Regions from separate parts of the Homo sapiens genome. Here region 2 is linked to region 1. Evidence: chromatin loops called from intact Hi-C (ENCODE). Cell type or tissue: mammary epithelial cell. All regions are shown on one strand. Each heading gives the region's core, and the rest is flanking DNA. Links, peaks and the distances in the headings are about the cores only. Region 1 has its middle 12 kb from the start of SNHG4. Region 2 overlaps CTNNA1 (catenin alpha 1).

Region 1 (10,358 bases), core at 1,380-9,379:
ACACAGTGAGACCTCGTCTCTATTTATTTAAATAAATAAGTAAGTAGAGATATAAAGATAAATAGATAAATAAATATAAAGCCTAGTCTCCCAATTGACTGGAAATGAGGAGTCTCAAGTGATATTCACCAATTATACGACCAGAGAAATGGGTTGTTTCTATATTGTTTACTATACATTGCACTATGCATGCAACTTATGACAGATCACTGTCTTATTCTGGGATAAGAGAAAGGCAAAAAAAAAAACCCCGAAATTATAGGAAAAAGACTGAAATGAGATATAACAAAGGACTTCCTCACCATGAGGGCTAGAAATATAAGTGGATGCCTGAGAGAGCTGCAAAATCTCCTTTTCTAAGAGCATCTGTTTTGGCTGGCCCAGGGCAGGCCTACCTGGAGGTCAAGAATAAACCTGATGGCCTCTTCATGTCCCACTTAGCCTAAGGAATCCTTTCAGGAGGAATTGCTGGTCCTCTTCCTTTTCCAAGCCAGGCGTGCTTCCAAGGCTTATTGCTCAAAAGGAAAGGAAAAAAATGGCAGCTGCCATTTCAGGCACTTAATAAGTACACTAAATTAAGAAATTGCTGATTTGGAGGCCGGGCGCGGTGGCTGACGCCTGTAATCCCAGCACTTTGGGAGGCCAAGGTGGGCGGATCACGAGGTCAGGAGATCGAGACCATCCTGGCTAACACGGTGAAATCCCGTCTCTACTAAAAATACAAAAACTTAGCCGGGCGAGGTGGCGCGTGCCTGTAGTCCCAGCTACTCAGGAGGCTGAGGCAGGAGAATGGCGTGAACCAGGGAGGCAGAGCTTGCGGTGAGCAGAGATCGCGCCTTTGCACTCCAGCCTGGGCAACAGAGCGAGACTCCGTCTCGAAAAAAAAAAAGAAAGAAATTGCTGATTTGTTTTACCTGATTCCTCCTCTCTGATAAGGAAGAAATATCGATTTAATTTTTTTTTGAGGAAATAAAACAACCAAGTGCAAAAAAAAAAAAAAAAAAAAAAGGAAGAAATATCTTCAATCAGAGATTCCTCGAAGTTGAAAAGGAAGCCTGAGCTCCAACTGCGGAAATTGGCAGAGGTCACACTTAAAGGAACAAGCAGGGCTCGGCAGGCAGCGCTAGGATTCTAGGATTCTCTCTCCCACCCCATCCGTAGGAGATCTCAGGCTGCCTTTATTTATTTATTTATTTATTTATTTTTGAGATGGAGTTTCGCTTTCGTTGCCCAGGCTGGAGTACAATGGTGTGATCTCGGCTCATGGCAACCTCTGCCTCCCAGGTTTAAGCAATTCTCCTGCCTCAGCCTCCCAAGTAGCTGGGATTACAGGCATGCGCTACCACACCTGGCTAATTTTGTATTTTTAGTAGAGATGGGGTTTCTCCGTGATGGTCAGGCTGGTCTCGAGCTCCCAACCTCAGGTGATCTGCCCACCTTGGCCTCCCAAAGTGCTGGGATTACAGGCGTGAGCCACCGTGCCAGACCTGCCTTTTTTCTACAGTTATTTGCAAAGGGGATTAGTTTAGTTGTCCTTTTCTCCCTTCACCACCATTTTTGTTTCTTCTTCTTATTTTCCTTGCTCTTCTTTTCCTTTCTTCCTCTCTTGTGCCACCTCCTTTTCTATTTTCTCCTCCTCCTTCTTCCCTCCTCCAATCTCCATTTCAGCTGCTGGATCTCATTGCCCAACCCACTGGAATTTCTGTTCCAAGAACGTTAGCACTCCTTCTTGATCTAAAGTAACAATAGGCCGAGCGTGATGGTTCATGCCTGTAATCCCAGCACTCTGGGAGACTGAGGTGGGCAGATCACCTGAGGTCAGGAGTTTGAGACCAGCCTGGCCAACGTGGTGAAAACATGTCTCTGTCTCTACTAAAAATACAAAAATTAGCTGGGCGTGGTCGCAGGCTCCTGTAATCCCAGCTAATCGGGAGGCTGAGGCATGAGAATCTCTTGAACTTGGGAGGCGGAGGTTGCAGTGAGCCAAGATTGTGCCACTGCACTCCAGCCTGGGTGACAGCAAAAGACTTTGTCTCAAAAAAAAATAATAAATTATAAACTAACAGTACTATTCTGATAATAAAGATAATGCTCTGTATTTGTATAGAGCAAGTTTTCCCAATGTATAGTTAGGTGCACTGGGAGTAGATATTTATGTGCAGGATTTTCAGAGCCTGTCATGTGCTAATGTGAGTTGCGAATGTCCAGCAGGAGTTAGAATATGGGAACTCACATTTTGCAAACCTCTTTGACCTTTCTTTTTCTTCATACCCTGGGATAACTGGTCTTTGGAACACATTTCAGAAACACTTACATCATGTGTTAGACTCTTTAAAAATGCTGTAACATTTGTCATCTTATTTGATCCCTACAACTACTCTATGATAAGACAAGGAAGTTATATTAGTCTTGCTTTACAGACGAGTAAAACAGACCCAGAGAGGTTACATGCCTGGCTCATGGTCACATAGCTGGCCAACAAGCAACAAGTCTGGGTCTCCTTTTTTTTTTTTTTTTGGAGACATAGGCTGGCTCTGTCCCCCAAGCTGGCGTGCAGTGGTGTGATCTTAGCTCACTGCAACCTCCACCTCCTGGGTTCAAGCTATTCTCCTGCCTCAGCCTCCCTAGTAGCTGGTATTTAGGCACCCACCACCATGCCCAGGTAATTTTTGTATTTTTAGTAGAGACGGGGTTTCACCATGTTGACCAGGCTGGTCTCGAACTCCTGACCTCAAGTGATCTGCCTGCCTCGGCCTCCCAAAGTGCCGGGATTACAGGCGTGAGCCACCATGCCTGGCTGGATCTTCTTATTTATGGCCCTTGTATCTGCACTGCCTTGTACTGCATTTAAATACAACATATATGTCAACTATCATACTATGGCATATGATATATAACATGGAATCTAGAAGATATAAATGGCAAATTATGACATTCATTTTTTTCCCATTCAACTAAATATATTGCATATCTCCCATATGCTTGTCACCATTCCAGATGCTAAGAATAGAACATTAACTAAAATAGACAAAAACACAAATTCTTGCCTTCATGGAGCTTACATTCTAGTGGAGGAAGACAGAAATTACAAGATAAATATGTAAAAGATATTTTATTACATGTTATATAACTATAAGGGCTAAGAATACAGTAGCGAAAAAAAAGGAAGATGTAGGAGTTACTATACAAGGAGTGAAGAGTGTCAAGACAGGCTATACTGAGGAGGTGACATTTGAATGAAGACTTGAAGGAGATAAAGAAGTTACCATGCAGAGATTTTGGGGTTGGTTGAGTGGGAGGGAGTTCCATCAGAGAGAAAAGCAAATTCAACGGGTCTGTGGCAGACTGAGCCAAGGGTGAGACTAAGCCGGCGGGGAGGCAGGGTGGTAAGAGATGAGGTTAGAGAGATTAAGGGGGTGGAGTCCAGACACCAGACTTTATAAGGAAAAGAAGTGATATAATGCAGATGATATACCATGATATAATAATAATACCATACAACAAATTTATTATGTTGCTGCAAAACAAATTATCCCAAAACTTCAAGAACTTAAAGTAACAAATGTTTATTTCATACAGTTTCTGGGGGTCAGGATTGGGGAGCAGCTCAGCTAAGCTGGCTCAGGGTCACTCATGAGGTTGTAGTCAAGCCGTCCACTAGGGCTGCAGTCATCTGAGGCCCTGATGAGGGCCAGAGGATCTGCTACCAAGATGGCTCACTTGGCTGTTGATAGAAGGCCTAGTTCCTTATCACATGACCTTCCACAGCACTGTTCACTACATGGCAACTGGCTTGCCCCAGAGTGAGTGATCAGATGACAGAGTGACCAAGAAAGAAGCCACAGTGTCTTTTATAACCTAATCTTGTATGTTACATATGATTACTTCTGTCATATTCTATTGGTCACACAGACAAACCCTGGTACCATATGGGAGAGGGGATTTACAAGTGCATGAATATCAGTACATGGACAGCATTGGGGATGGATCATCCTGGAGGCTGGTTACCACACTGGCTTGTAGAAAATTTCCTCAGAATAACCATTTCTTCAAGAAATACCAACAAATATGTGGCCCCTAAAATACTAGAGTTCCCAACCCTATCTGGGTTGGAGCCTGAACGAGGACAGTCCAAAGAGCAGGGGCTTCAAAAACTGCTGAGAGTCTGAAGATTTTATTTCAATTCTGCATGAGCATGCTTTTTTCTTCAAAGCCCCACTTCCTCTAGGCCTGGCCTCATTATTTCATTCAGCCAATTAACTCAACTTGTAATAATCTTAGTTAAACCTGCAAATTAAAAAAAAAAAAAAGCAAAAGAAAAGAAAAGACAAAAATAAACCCTTTGAGGAAATCTATAGAACTTCAGAGGCAGCCTGGACCTCTCTCGGTAATTTAACCTTGAGATGACACTGAACTTTGCGAAGGGCAGAGCAGACCCACCCATCCCCCTAAAATCCCTAGGTCTCTTCTTGTCGAAGAGAGGCATCTTGTCTAGTCTAAGAAGAATGACTGAGGACAGACTATTTGCTCTGTCCCGGAAGGCCAGTACTGGATTTATCCAGAAACAAAAAACATGGCTCTCCTGAGACCCAGGGCGGGCCTCTTGCCCAGCCCCCACCAGACTCAGCCTTGGCTGTGCAGCCCATCAGCCAGTTTCCTAAGCTGAGCAGCAGATGGCATCCCAGCCTCAGGAGCGAGCAGCTGAGGTTTCTAGAAAGAGCAGCATCACTGTAAGGAACTCAGACTGCGGCTTGGCATCTGGGAGCCCTGCCTCCCCAGCTCCCAGCTCAGGGAAGTTTCTGCTCTGTGCCTACAGATTAGGATACTGTTAGGCCAGTGTCTCAGAGAGTAGGGCCTGAAGCCCCTAGTCAGGAAACAGATGGTGAACACAGGGTCTTTTCTGAGAAAGATAAAAATCAGTGGTTTCTGCAATTATATAAGCACTAAAAAAAATTTTTTTAAACGAAGAAAACCAGTGGCTGCTGTTCTCAGACAGGCTGTTTTTCCTTCACTTGCCCTTTGCTTGAGAGGGTCCACAATGACTATATCTTGGTCTGGGGGCTGGCAGGTCCCTGGCGGGAGCCTCCTGGGATGGCCAGATGGAGCCAAAGACAACTTGAGGGATCAGTGGGCTACTGAAAGCATCTAGGGAATTCCAAGGGTTCAAAATTGAATATTTTTTTTCCCCTGATGACCCAAATGAAGAGCTATACCCCAGAGCTGACCGCCAATGACGCAGGCAGGGCTCAGTCCTGCAGGCCTTGTTTCTGTGCCTCAATCTTACTCCCTCTCCTTATGCTCCTCCTCCTCTCTGTTCCATTTTTTCTCTCCTTCCTTTTTCCTCTATCATTTCTATCCTTTTACGTCTTTCACTGTGTGGCTCTATTTCTTTCTTCTGCTCCAGTGTAGGAAAGAAAGCTGATTACCAAACTGCCTCGGCAAAGTGGCCATGGGCATTGAGCCACACACAATTCCCTGTCTTTAGGGACTCAGACCTTGTCTATACTTGCCTCTCTCTCCCTTCCTCATTTCTTCCCTCCCTGCTGCTGATACCTGATGGCCAGTCCCAAGGAGACCTGGACAAAGAGAGGTCCAGAGGTCACCAAGAAAATCTACTCTCCCCCCACAGAACCTGTACTCCCTGCTTTGTAGCTCCTGACAGGAAATACTCCAGAGGCTTCCCAGTAGGGCTGAGGTCCACTGAGCCTCCTGTTCACTGAGCACTCACTGTTTGCCACTAAAATGTGAGCTTGAGGGCAGGGCCCTGTCTACCTTGTTCACTGCTATACCCACCATATCTAGCACACAGTAGATACTCAAGAAATAATTGTTAAAAAATAATGAGTGGGGGATGGAAAGATGAATGTTGAGCACTGTATTAAGTATTAGGGGCACAGGGCTGGGCGTGGTGGCTCACGCCTGTAATCCCAGCACTTTGGGAGGCCGAGGTGGGCAGATCACAAGGTCAGGAGATCGAGACCATCCTGGCTAACATGGTGAAACCCCGTCTCTACTAAAAATACAAAAAATTAGCCAGGTGTGGTGGCATGCACCTGTGGTCTCAGCTACTTGGGAGGCTGAGGCAGGAGAATCGCTTGAACCTGGGAGGCTGAGGTTGCAGTGAGCCGAGCCAAGATTGTGCCACTGCACTCCAGCCTAGGCAACAGAGCGAGACTCTGTCTAAAAAAAAAAAGTATTAGGGGTACAAACATTAAAGGTGCAATCCCAGTCCATAAAGAGAAGAACACCCAGACAATCAGTCACCTATGATCTGGAACAGTAACTATGAGAATGATGGTGGTAGAAGCTGCAGCAGTGCCTGAGTATGTGCTGTGAAGACAGGGAATGCTTGGTTCACTCACTAATTCAACAATTATTCATAAAGAGCCTACTAGACTCTGGGCTAAGCAAGGAATAAGGTAGGTCCTTGTCCTCAAGGAGCTCCCAGTTGGATGTGGGAGACATATGAGTAAATAAATAAGCAGTTAACAGGATCACTGCTGTATTGGGAAAAATACTGGGCAGTAAGAGCAGGAAGCAGAGGCAGCTCACTGAGTCTGGGGAAGGGCTTATAGTGAAGTGAGTTCAGGCTAAGACCTACCTGAAGGGTCAGTAGAAGTTAGCTAGGAGAAGAAGAGAGAGAGTTCCAAGCCAAGGGAACATCACGTAGGGTCAAGACAGGCAAGTTTCAGGCCGGGTGCGGTAGCTCACGCCTGTAATCCCAGCACTTCGGGAGGCTGAGGCGGGTGGATCATCTGAGGTCTGGAGTTCAAGACCAGCCTGGCCAACATGGTGAAACCCCGTCTCTACTAAAAATACAAAACATTATCCAGGCATGGTGGCGTGCACCTGTAATCCCAGCTACTTGGGAGGCTGAGGCAGAAGAATCGTTTGAACCTAGGAGGCGGAGGTTGCAGTGAGCAGAAATTGCACCATTATACTCCAGCCTGGGGAACAAGAGCAAAACTCCGTCTCAAAAAAAAAAAAAAAGAGAGGCAAGTTTCAAGGAGCTGAGAAAATGTGTCAGGAACTCTGGCTGAGGTACCAGTAGGGTAGTAAGTGGGGCCAGAAAACAAGAAGCAAGAGAAGTGGGTGGGAGTGAGGTAGAAGAGCCCAAACTGGGTTAAGGGGTCATGACTTTACCTTTAGGGCAGGGGAAACCATATAAGAGTTTTAAGGAGAGTGATACAATCAAGTTTGCATTTTAGAAAGTAGACCAGGTGAGGTGGCTCATGCCTGCAATCCCAGCCCTTTGGAAGATTGAGGTGGGAGGATTGCTTGAGTCAAGGAGTTCAAGACCAACTTTGGCAACAGTGCAAGAGCCCATCTCTACAAAAAAATTTTTTTGAAAGAGTGAGGCATGGTGGCATGCACCTGTAGTCCTAGCTACCCTGGAGGCTGAGGCAGGAGGATCGTTTAATCCCAGGAGTTCAAGGTTTCAGTGAGCTATAATCATGCCACTTCATTCCAGCCTGGGTGACAAAGCCAGACCCTGTCTCTAAAAGAATTACTCTGGGTGCAGTATGAAAAATGGATGGGGTAGGGCCAGAGTGGCAGTCCTAGAGATGAGTTAGGGAGTAGTCCAGGCAAGAAATGATGATCTGAGTGATGATGATATTGGTGGGGAGAGAGGTCATATTTGAGTTGAGATTGAGGATAGTTAGGAATTTTCCTGGTCTAAAACGTAGGGGGAATACTGGCATTCCAGAGAGAGAAAATATACATACAAAGGTTTCAAGAACTTGTCATGTTCTGGGAAGCACATGTGATTATGTATTTAGAGATGAGGTAAGAAGGAGCCAACCTTTGCTGAAGAATTTGGGAAGCCCAGGGTGAAGCCAAAGCCATTTTGTTAGAGCTGGGGAAGGAGAGAGAAGGTATGGCGATCTTCCGCAGTTACCCAAAATACCCAGAGGGGTTCCAGAGGGTCATGATCCATCCAGGCATTTTCAGAACACACATATCACCCAGGACCCAGAACACAAGAGCAAACAATGTCCAAGGAAGTAAAGTAGGGCCTGGAAACGGGAGTAAGCAAGTGAACTAAGAAAATAAGTAAGGAGAATCGGGAGAGACCATCTGCCAAGCACAAAGAGGTGGGTAAGACTGAGTGAGATGGACCCCATCAGAACCTGGAAATCCCTCCTGCAGAGCTGCCCAGCCCCAGGACTCAATCTTTACTCTTCTGCCTCCAGATCTCAAAGGTGCCTTGATAGATATCTCTAATCTGTGGCCGGGTGCAATGGCTCACGCCTGTAATCCCAGCACTTTGGGAGGCCGAGATGGGTGGATCACCTGCGGTCAGGAGTTCAAGACCAACCTGGCCAAAATGGTGAAACCCCATCTCTACTAAAAATACAAAAATTAGCCGGGCATGGTGGTGGGTGCCTGTAATCCCAGCTACTTGAGAGGCTGAGGCAGGAGTATCACTTGAACCCGGGAGGCGGAGGTTGCAGTGAGCCAAGATTGCACTGTTGCACTCCAGCCTGGGTGACAGAGTCAGACTCTGTCTCAAAAAAAAAAAAAAAAGAAGAGGAAAGAAAAATACCTAATTTGTTCTCCAAAGAAGAGAGTTAGAAATGGATAGAGAGGATAGACCAAAATTAGTATAATGGTTATAAAACTGGGCTCTGCTTCTTCCTTGATCTGTGACTTAGGGCAAATAACTTACTGAACCCGTTTCATCACCCATGGGTACTAAAAGTTTAAAATGAGGTAATGTGAACAGAAAGCTGACATAATGAAGGCTCTCAAGAAATCTTTGGTGTTACTAAGATTTTGGTATGAGCCAGATGAGAAAAGGTGTGCAAAGCAGCAAGGACTGAGTGGAAAGGGAGTGAGTTCCAGCATGCTCAAATCCTTCAATGGCTTCCATAGCCTACAAAGCAAAACCCTCCACCAAGGCTGGTTCCTGCCTACCTGTCCTTCCTCATCACCCACTGTTTACAACCTCACTTTACAGACTGTTTTATCACCTTTTGTGATTCCCAGAACATACCATGCTCTTCAAGCCTTTGCACAAGCTGTTCTTCTGGAAAGAAAATGGCCCCTCAAACCTGTCTTCAGCGCCAAATATCAGGGAGCCTACAGAGCCCTAGAGCAGGAGTTAGGAAGGAACTCAGAGTATGTATATTGTGAGAGGAGCACCATGCACTAAGGAGAAGGAGGCACCCAAGCAAGTTAATATGGCTCAAATAAACATTTGACAGAGTACTTAGGTGAGACAGAGGGACAGGCAGGCAGGTTTTCGGCAGGCTTGTCTTGGTAGTGAGGCTAAGACTAGAAGAGAAGAAGGAAAGTGGAAAGGTTTAGGGAAGCCCCAGCATAGCCCTGGCCTTCCACCTCCTTCCCTGTTTTCTCCCTCCTTCCTTCCATTAGGGGCCAAGTTCTCTGGGCAGTAACTGTAAGCCTGGGAGTGTAGCCCAAATACCCACTTTTTCCTTTTAGGAGGCTCTACTAAAGCACCAGGATACAAAGGTCCAGTTATCTGGAAAGTGCTTTAGAAAGACATGTGCAAAAGGGCCGGGCACGGTGGCTCATGCCTGTAATCCTAGCACTTTGGGAGGCTGAGGCAGGTGGATCACAAGGTCAAGAGATCGAGACCATCCTGGCTGACATGGTGAAACCCCACCTCTACTAAAAATTAAAAAAAAAAAATAGCTGGGCGTGGTGGCACACGCCTGTAGTTCCAGCTACTCAGGAGGCTGAGGCAGGAGAATTGCTTGAACCTGGGAGGTGGAGGTTGCAGTGAGCTGAGATCGCGCCACTGCACTCCAGCCTGGTGATAGAGCGAGACTCCGTCTCAAAAAAACAAAAACAAAAACAAAAAAAGAAAGAAAGACATGTGCAAAGGACTGTGGAAGCCAGGAAGAAGGTATAGCTGTCCCAGCCTAGGGGAACCTGGAAAGGCTTCACAGAGAAGGGGAGCTTGGCCTTGGAAAAAGAGGAGATTATCAAATGGGAAAGGGTTTCCAGGTGATGAGCACAACATGAATGGAGTCAGGTTGTGCTTGGTCCCTGGACATGGAGGAAAAGAAGGAAAGGAGAGGGAGAGAGGGAGAGTAGTTTTTTTTTTTTTTTTTTTTTTTTTTGAGACAAAGTCTTGCTCCTTCGCCTAGGCTGGAGTGCAGTGGTGGGATCTTGACTCACTACAACCTCCACATGCCAAGTTCAAGCGACTCTTGTGCCTCAACCTCCCAAGTAGCTGAGATTACAGGCATGTGCCACCACATCTGGCTAATTTTTGTATTTTTAGTAGAGACAGGATTTTGCCATGTTGGGCAGGCTGCTCTCGAACTCCTGACCTCAAGGGATCTGCACGACTCTGCCTCCCAAAGTGTTAGGATTACAGGCGTGAG
Region 2 (10,358 bases), core at 1,199-9,198, 470 kb after region 1:
ACACGCCCAGCTAATTTTTATATTTTTAGTAGACGGGGTCTCACCATGTTGGTCAGGCTGGTCTCAAACCCCTGACCTCGTGATCCACCCACCTCGGCCTCCCAAAGTGCTGGGATTACAGGCATGAGCCACCATGACTGGCCAGCTCTTTTTTTTTTTTTTTTTTTTTTTGAGAGTCTCACTCCTTCACCTAGGGTGGTGGTGGTGTGCAGTGGCGCAACCTTGGCTTATTGCAAGCTTCACCTCCCGAGTTCAAGTGATTCTCCCACCTCAGCCACTTGAGTAGATGGGGCTACAGGTGAGTGCTACCACATCTGGCTAATTTTTGTATTTTCAGTAGAGACAGAGTTTCACCATGTTGGTCAGGCTGGTCTCGAACTCCTGACCTCAGGTGATCTACCTGCCTCAGCCTCCCAAAGTGCTGGAATTACAGGCGTGGGCCTGATAACTATTTTCATCTGTTATTCCACCAACTTTCATTTTACAACATAATAAAATAACAGGACCAAGACTTCACAAAATTATCTCCTAACTTCAAGATAATCCAAAGTTAATATATGTTTCCTACCCCATCCCATCTCCATGTCCCACCACTCCCACCCAGCCAAATTTTAATTCATTTTCTATGATCTGGTAATAAAATGTTTTCCACACTTGTCAATATAGATGCAAATTGGCAATACAGATGCAAAGAATAATAGACTTCATAACACAGCCCTTATAAGAAGGAACCAAATGGTAGTATATATTTGGCATAACCCACGTGCCCTATGACATGAGGATGATCCTGAATAACACACTTTAATCTTCTCAATCAAGCCTTCCATTTATCAAGGAGGGATATTTGGTAAAAACAGACCCCTAGATGATATCCCTGTAAGTACAGATAAACTGAGAATAACTCAAAGAATCCCTGACAGATGCCTTAAGAGAACTTTCTGGGATGCAGTTGTTTTTTTGTTTTTTTTTTAAATCCACACAACTGTTTATCTTTTGAAAGAAAAGAGGCCAGGCCCAGTGGCTCATGCCTGTAATCCCAGCACTTTGGGAGGCCAAGGCAGGCCGATCACCTGAGGTCAGGAGTTCAAGACCAGCCTGGCCAACATGCCAAAACCCTGTCTCTACTAAAAATACAAAATTAGCCAGGCATGGTGGCGGGTGCTGGCAATCCCAGCTACTTGGGAGGCTGAGGCAGGAGAATCACTTGAACCCGGGAGGCGGAGGTTGCAGTGAGCCGAGATTGCACCACTGCACTTCAGCCTGGGCGACAGAGCAAGACTCCGTCTTAAAAAAAAAAAAAAAAAAAAAAATCAACCCAGGAAATAAACATTTAATATGAAGTTATTTAAATACTATAAGCCCATCTGAATCAGAGCAAGCCTAGAAAACCTCTTAACTTCCCCCCCTTCCCCATCCCCTGAGGGTAAGGAAAGAAGCTTTGAAATTTCTTTTTCCAGTTGACAGACAGAATGGATTTAAAAAAAAGTTAAAATAAAGTAACACACATATTCATGTTCTCATTTTCCTTACTAATTCAAGTGTGCCCTGCTGCTATTCAGAAACACTCCAAAGAGAGGCACTTACTTCCTGATTACACATTCAAATAAATGCATAACATGCATTTCAACTTGGAATCACTTTCTTAAGAAATTAACTAGTAGAAATCATGTTACTGCAACATCATGGTTGAAGTCATGCCAAAACTAAAATTTTAATACCTAAAATAACTTCCTCAGCTACACTGACTGTACAAATATATTAAGGCAGTAATATTACCCACTGTAACTCATAAATATTATTATCCTGGTTAGTGTTATTTATTTTTGTGAGCTTAACAGGACAGACTTTTTAATAAAAGGGGAAAAAATGAACCACTTCAAAATGACATTAGAATGTAATAACTTCACTCTTCTTTCCTCAATTCCAAGCTGGCTACAGCAGAACACAAGTCTCTGCAAAGCAGCATATGCTCACACAAGGGTAGTGATCCAGAAGCAGACAGCATCCTTGAAACATCCCAAGTCAAAGAAAATATAGCCTCTGCCCTAAAGACTTATAGTTTAAGTCAGGCAGACAACTTTAAGACATAAAATTCCCAGATGACAACCAGCTAATGATTTTTCAGAATTTATATTTTGCTTTTCCTGCTCAAGTTAAATGAAGAACAAGAAAAAATGGATTAAATGGTGAGACTGAAGGAATGGGGTCAATAACAATTTTTAAATTAATTACAGTCTTCAGGAACATCTGAAAGGTATGAATTGGAGTGGGAGCACTTCTAACAAAAGACCAAGCCACAATGGGATCACATGAAAAGAGACATCCACAAAAATAAGAGGAGAAAACAGGATGAAAATTCTAAGACAACAAGGGGAAAAGGTAAGATAACAAATGAGAAGCCAGAACTCAAAGGAAGACTATGAGAAAAAAATCAGCTGATTTCTTGCTAGTTTTAATAAAGTTATTGTACTAATCTGAAAAGCTAATTAACTTAACTTTAATCTTTTTCAAAATGTTGAATGTTTCCCAGCTACTGCTCTTCCAGAGCATCATTAACACTTTTTGAAATCCATACTCAACATTCCAAAGTAGGAACACTTGTCATTTTTCTCTTGTGAAAAATTAAAGAGCCCATATGTGAGATCAAGCTCATGATCTCAACCCGATTAAAACCACACTAACCAGATCAGACAAATTAAAATGCAATCTCTCTCACACACACCCACACAATGCTCTTCAAAGCTATGTTTTAAGTCTTCACATCATGAACCCAGCAAACCCAGATTCCATTCTGCCTCCTGTCTACGTCTCAAACTCTACTTAAAACAGTCACTGATACGTGCTTTGTCCTAATCACAGCTGTCTTTTAACATCTATCTTCCAGGCTGCCTATAGTAGATGTGGGTACATCAGTCTGAAGCTGTCAACATCTGCACTGGACAGGAGACCAATTTTCGCCTCCTTCAATCTTGACTCTAGTCAGTTGCCAGGGAGAAAATCATGCCTCAAGAGCCTGACAGCTTGTGCTCAATAACCTTTTGTCAGGGATGAAATACATTATTTTTCTGAAAATTGCCTTGCCAAGATTCACAGTGAACTATGTATATATACACATACACATACATGTGTGTACACATTTTTTCTCCCTATATACAAATTATTCAAGCTGTACCAAGGAAGATGGCATCTATGTCCTTAGCTTCACTACACAGTTATACACAATTACTGAGATAAATAAAAGAATGTCTCTCCATTAACATCAATTAAGAACTCTCATTTTCCATCCTTTCTTTATAACAATGCCCTAAGAGACCCTCAGTTTTATATGACTGGGTAATTTCATGCTTTAAAGATTTAAAAAAAGCTGAGAATGAGTGCAGCACACCAACATAGTACACGTATACATATGTAACAAACCTGCATGCTGTGCACATGTACCCTAGAACTTAAAGTATAATAAAAAATAAAAATTTAAAAAAACAAGAACAGCTACAATGAACAGTAATTGCCTCTCTAAAAAAAAAAAAAAAAAAAAGCTGAGAAAACAAGTACCATTAGAGTATGCTCACAAATCAACTATAGGTACTAAGATTACCCAGATGCTTGCAAACTCACAGATGTTAACTATTGTGTTAGCAGACAATAAATACTCCTTTCTTGTTCTAAAACTAACAAGACCCTTTTTTTTTTTTTTTTTTTTTTTTTTTGAGACGGAGTCTTGCTCTGTCTCCAGACTGGAGCACAGCGGTGCAATCTCAGCTCACTGCAACCTCTGCCTTCCGGGCTCAAGCAATTCCCCTGCCTCAGCCTCCCAAGTAGCTGGGACTACAGGCACGTGCCACCACGCCTGGCTAATTTTTTGTATTTTAGTAGAGACGGGGTTTCACCATGTTGGCCAGGAGGGTCTTCATCTCCTGACCTCGTGATCTGCCCGCCTCGGCCTCCCAAAGTGCTGGGATTACAGACATGAGCCACCGCACCCGGCCGACATTTTTTACATAAAAGATGATTTATGTAATGATTGAGATTTAGTACTTAACAACACTGACTGCTTTCAGTAAGTTGAGATCTTCTACTCAAGGAAAATGCATTCGCAGTATCAAAGTTTGCCTGAAATGGAATGACCTGAAAGCCAAAACCTAAAAAGAAACGTTTCAAAGAAATCTTAAGACAAATCTGTCTAAACATAAATAGATATGAAAGGGGAAAAAACTGTAAGCCAAACATTAAGATGTCTGCTTTTTATTTATGGACAGGAATATTTAGTAAAAGAACTTACTCTATCTTCACCTTCTGGCCATCTGGGGGACAAAGGATGTATAGTTGTCACTATAAAATGTTTTTTCAGCACTGAAGAAGAGGCTGCAGTGAATTACCCAGAGGTTTTCACAGTGTTTGCCATGAGAATAACAACACATACATGAGAGGTGACTGGCTGTGGTTAGTGGTACGATAGTCACAAAATGAAGGTCAAACCAAATGGCAGGCAGTAAGTCACTAGACTTAGCTACAATCAATCCTTGCTCTGTTCAGCAGCACTCAATCACCTTTTCCCAGACTACCATAATCTTGTCCTACCATTAAAACCAAAATTGCAGACACACACAATCATTTCTTGATTTTCTACTCCAAGGTAATTTAACCTCTGCTATGCCATTAGATTAGTAAAGAGAAATCTAAAAGATCAGCATCTCCAGCCCAATGAGCCATGTCTCAATTTTTGAAAACTTGGTGGAATTCCAATTAAAAAGAAAAATAACAGGGCTTCAACAAATCAACAGAGAAAGGAGCACTAATGTTTACCAATACTTATCATTGCCATAGGAACTCACACAAATAACATGTTTCAGATGTATTAATAAACATTAATACGTGTGATTAATGAACACAAAATAAGGTTTGACATCCATTACAAGCAAATAATGCAAACATTTTAAAAGGCAGCATTTTACACCTGTAAGAACACAGGTTCTTAGCAGCACATGCTGCCTCAACACCACCCTAAATGCCTCAAGTCACAGGAAAATAAATTACTACAACTTTTCACATACCAGGTCCCTTAGTTTTACCTACTGAAAAGATCAGCTACTTGCACAGGCCCTGCTGGCAGTTAACATGCATGACAACTGGCCAATTCTCTCTTTCCATCAATTCTGTTATAGCAGTCCCTTCCTGCACAGCTCCATTTCACTCCCCACTACTATGGTCATCTCCAGACTCTAGGTCCTACCTCTGGGCTGTCTACCAGTCACTTTAACCCTTCCTGCACACAGCTAACACTAATCTCCCTGCAAAAACTCCACTTTTCCTCATATTCTGTATTGCCCAGATGGTGGAACTTCTTAAAACAGGAAGAAAATTCAAGAGACAAATTTCAGTTTCTAAGGGGAAAAAAAAGCTTTTAAAATAAACACAAACCAATACTGGAAAGAGCTCCCCCTTGAGGTAGTGAGTGAGTCCTGTGTCACTTGATACATTCAAGCATATGGGACCTGAACCATGTAATGCCACATGGCATTCCAAGCCACCCTCTAAATATGCTCCAAACTATATTAAACCTCTCCTGCAGCCGGGTGCGGTGGCTCACGCCTGTAATCCTAACACTTTAGGAGGCCGAGGTGGGTGAATCACGAGGTCAGGAGTTTGAGACCAGCCTGGCCAATATGGTAAAACCCCACCTCTACTAAAAATACAAAAATTAGCCAGGTGTGGTGGCACATGCCTGTAGTCCCAGCTACTCAGGAGGCTGAGGCAGGAGAATTGCTTGAACCCAGGAGGCGAAGGTTGCAGCGAGCCAAGATACCACCACTGCATTCCGGCCTGGACGACAGAGCAAGACTCCAACTCAAAAAACAAAACAAAACAAAAACCTCTCCTGCCAGCAGTGCTCAACATGACTAGCACCCACCTCCAGCCAGGGACCTCACTGTTTCTCATGCCCATCTTGCACAGTCTATTTTTCTTACCTGGATGAGTTTCCTCCTGCTCCCTTTTTCTACCTTTCAAGATCCAGTGCAAGCTCAAATACCTTTAGTTAACTTTCCCAATCCCATGCTTATCCTCCCATTCCTCTGCCACTCATGCTATTAATTATTTTTCGTATTCATGTATCATTATAAGCTCTGGGGGGGGGGAAAAACAGGAAAAACAGCCTCCTATGTGCTAGAATACCATCTCCCCCTCAGGGACCACACACTATCAACCAGCCCATTCCTCACTCATATTTCCCTGACACAAGCTTCTTCCTAGGAAATCTACTGTTGCTCAGTGCACGAATAATCTATTTGGCCCCTTTACTGAGCAAATATGATTAGAAGCAGTGCAGGAATACAAAAAGGTGGATTTCAGTTTCTTTGGGTCTTCTCCCCCTTCACTGACCCAGAAATGCCCATGAGCTATAGGGAAGAAGCTACAGAAGTAGCAATAATACTGATCCTGGCCTTTGAGATCCAAGTATAAATTGTGGCTAATGGATTATAAAACACTGTTCTAGTAAGAAGCTGTTCCTCATCACTCCACTTCAAATTTAACATTAATGGGCCTCTGTTCATAATATCTCTCCTTTTTCAAAAAAGCTTCATTTAGGTCTTCTCATCTCTGTCCCCTGAAAGTCCCCTATCCGGCTTAAGAGGCTTCTTTTTCTGGTCAGAGCCCTATTCAAGGATTCATAAAATACATTTATGTACCACAAGGCAGCTGCTACTCTTTATCTACTGTTAAAATGTACATGTATGGGGAATGTCTGCTAATGAGTATGAGGTTTCTTTTGGGGGATGATAAAAATGTCCTGGAATTAGATCATGGTGATAGCTGTACAACTCTGAATACCCTAAAAAACACTGCATTGTATACTTTAAATGGGTGATTTTTATGGTATGTGAAATTATATCTCAATTTTTTAAAAAAAACATAAGATTCTCCACCCCTACCCATGCATTTACATTTGGCACTGGAAAGGAAAACACACTTTAAATTTCGAGAAAAAAGCATTTTCTCTTACTGTACTTCTCGGAGAATAATCAATTATCTTACTCAAACATTTAAGTGCCTATCACGGACCAGGTACTATCATAGATACAAACAGAATGGTCACCAGACCAGCACAGAACCTGCACTGCTGGAGCGTAGAGAGGAAAAGGCAACCAACTTAAATTACCACTGTGATAAGCGCTAAGACAAAAAAGAACAAAGGTAAGATTGATCTGATAAGGATGGGGGGATACGGGAGGTAAACAGGATCCTAAAATAAGAAAAGAGCACATCTAAGAGGCATATGTACACCTCTGCCTATATAAGGTAGCTACTCAAAAACGAAGCAGATTAGTAGTACAATTAAACTCTTAGATCACAGAGATTTGGAAGCCATGCAATTGGTGACTGGCTCCTATCCACCACATGTGGCTCACCTGACCATTTCATTAGCCTTGAAGTCAAATGATCCTGTTTTTATGTACGTGAATTTTTTTAACATCACTTACAGCATTATGGTGAAATTTTAGTATACTCACAAATGTGCATATTCATTATTTATGTAATCAGGGTCTAACACAAAAAGAAAGTTACACATCAAAAACTGTGTACATTCCAACTTTTGGTTATTATGATTGCACGGGAAGCAATGGACATGTACAAACCCAAAGATACAGAAGGTCTAATTTTTGGCTCAAAAGTATAATAAATAAACACATAAATAACTACCTTTTTGAAGACAGTAAGCTCATATCTTTAACAGCCTGGGAAAACCCTATATCAGGGTTAGCAAACTATAGCCTGTAATTTTTCTAAATGTTATTAGAACACAGCCATCCCCCATGACCATTTCTTTATATCTTGTCTATAGCTGCTTCCCAAATCAACAGCAGAGCTGAATATTAATAGTTTCAACAGAGACCTTTTTTTTTTTTGGAGACGGAGTCTCGCTCTGTCACCCAGGCTGGAGTGCAGTGGCACGGTCTCGGCTCACTGCCAGCTCCGCCTCCCAGGTTCACGCCATTCTCCTGCCTCAGCTGGGTATACAGGTGCCCACCAACACGCCCGGCTAATTTTTTGTATTTTTAGTAGAGACGGGGTTTCACCGTGTTAGCCAGGATAGTTTTCATCTCCTGACCTCGTGATCCGCCCAACTGGGCCTCCCAAAGTGCTGGGATTACAGGCGTGAGCCATCGCACCCAGCCCAGAGCCCTTATGATCAGAAAAGCCAAAAATACTTATTACCTGGCCTTCTAGAAGAAATTTACCAACCCCCATCCTAAACAACGTCAACAGTGATTCAGAACAAAGACATCTTAAAAATCCTTTAAAAATTAAGTGTTTCAGTGGATGGCATATTTTTATTTATCAGAAAAATTCAGAAAAGTTAGGTCAGGGTTTTACGTAAATGCTCAGGACCACTGAAGCCAGGGCAGGGAAAAGTGTTTGTATAAATTTTCTTTTGCTGCCTAAGAAATTCCAAGAGGTGGCAGCTTAAAACAATTATTAACTCCCAGAGTTTTCTATGGGTCAGGGATTTGGGGTTGGTCAGGACTGATGTTGTCTGAAACTTGACTGGAGGTGGAGGATCTGCTTCCTAGGTGGTTCACTCACATGCTTGACAAATGTGTGCTGACTGATGGTTGGAGACTTCAGTTCTTCTCCACAGGACCTCCTGAGTGCACTCAAGACATAGCAGCCAGCTTCCCCCAGACAGAATAATCCATGAGAAAAAGTGGAGTGGATACGGCCCCATTTTTATAACTTTGCTCCCAAAGTAAATAGCACCACTTCTACCACATTCTAGTCATTGTAGGAATCACTAAGTTCAACCCATGTTCAAGGGTTAGGCTCTATTTTTTTTTAAGGGAGGGGTGTCCAAAGAATCTGCAGACCTATTAACACCACTACAGGGTTTCAAACGATGAGTAAATGGCTTCAACGACATAGCCAACAAGTCTCAGTTGATTAAGCAATCTGTGCTTCATATTTTTGTAATATGTATTTTGTTCTATTTATGATAGAAAAGAGATCTTATCACCATTTGTTAAGATTCTCCAAAGAAAAAAGTAAGCCAAGAGAAAAAAGTAAGGCATTTCAGCTTTTCATATCTGATGCAATAATGATGATGGGAGGAAGTTATATTTTGGTTTTGGCTCTTTTTTTCCAAAGAGAAGGCAAATTATGGTGGACAGGTCATGATAATAAATAATTGCAAAAGTGGACTAGGACAGAAAAGTCCTTATGATTCAGAACCACATAAAAGATTATCATATACAAACAAAAATAACAAAAGCAATTCAGATATGCATTCAAAATTGTGGGGGGTTTGGGGAGCAGGGAATGTATATTATACCATGATTGCTACATATTTGCACTGGAGAAACTTCTGAAATAAGAAACATATAAAGTCAAATTAAAATTACCTACAACAATTAAATGCATTTTAAAAATAAATGTGGCCAGGCGCACTGGCTCATGCCTGTAATCCCAGCACTTCGGGAGGCCAAGGCGAGCAGATCACTTGAGGTCAGGAGTTCGAGACGAGCCTGCCAACAAGGCAATACTATACTATACTATACTACACTACACTACACTACACTATACTATACTAAAAATACAAAAATTAGCTGGGTGTGGTGGCATATGCCTGTAATCCCAGCTACTTGGGAAGCTGAGGCAGAAGAATCGCTTGAACCCAGGAGGTGGAGGTTGCGGTGAGCCAAGATCGCACCACTGCATCCCAGCCTGGGAGACAGAGCAAGACTCCAACTCAAAAAAAGAAAGAAAAGAAAAGAAACGTCAGTCACTAGAGCCAGCAAACACTGCCCAAACTCATCTGTTAATATGATTGTGAGTTTCGTTATAGAAGACAAGAAGGGCTGGGGAGGAGAATGTACCACAGAATACAATTAAGTAATAGCCTGATTTCCTCAACAGCAAGCTCAAAAACTGTCCTGAACTGGACCATTAAACTACTTTAAAATAAATTAGGCCGGGCGCGATGGCTCACGCCTGTAATCCCAGCACTTTGGGAGGCCGAGGCGGGCGGATCACGAGGTCAGGAGATCGAGACCATCCCGGCTAAAACAGTGAAACCCCGTCTCTACTAAAAATACAAAAAATTAGCCGGGCGTAGTGGCGGGCGCCTGTAGTCCCAGCTACTTGGGAGGCTGAGGCAGGAGAATGGCGTGAACCCGGGAGGCGGAGCTTGAAGTGAGCCGAGATCCCGCCACTGCACTCCAGCCTGGGCGACAGAGCGAGACTCCGTCTCAAAAAAAAAAAAAAATTAATTAATTAATTCAAAACTCACTGTACTGGGTTGAATAGCATTGCCCAAAAATTCATGTCCACCTGGAACCTGTGAATGCAACTTTATTTGGAAACAG

What was found. A loop is a pair of places that touch in the nucleus more often than their neighbours do. Peaks named below come from ENCODE experiments on the same cell type or tissue, not always from the same donor. Only the 100,000 strongest peaks of a DNase experiment are listed, where the experiment ranks them.
Region 2: it touches region 1 in a loop (10-fold over the local background); 5 of 110 quality-filtered maps call a loop at or near these places.

What each region holds. Positions count from the first base shown.
Region 1 is chr5:139,257,143-139,267,500 of GRCh38, reverse strand. No RefSeq gene overlaps it. Among named protein-coding and RNA genes, the nearest start is that of SNHG4, 12 kb to the left of the region's middle. RefSeq lists an enhancer at 4,777-4,846. In mammary epithelial cell, for the core only: a CTCF peak has its summit at 4,672 (motif pointing right); a DNase peak (open chromatin) is centred at 4,690.
Region 2 is chr5:138,784,965-138,795,322 of GRCh38, reverse strand. All of the region lies in intron 3 of CTNNA1 (catenin alpha 1), which reads right to left. Among named protein-coding and RNA genes, the nearest start is that of CTNNA1-AS1, 36 kb to the right of the region's middle. RefSeq lists an enhancer at 5,232-5,401. In mammary epithelial cell, for the core only: a CTCF peak has its summit at 5,446 (motif pointing left); no DNase peak of the experiment used is centred there.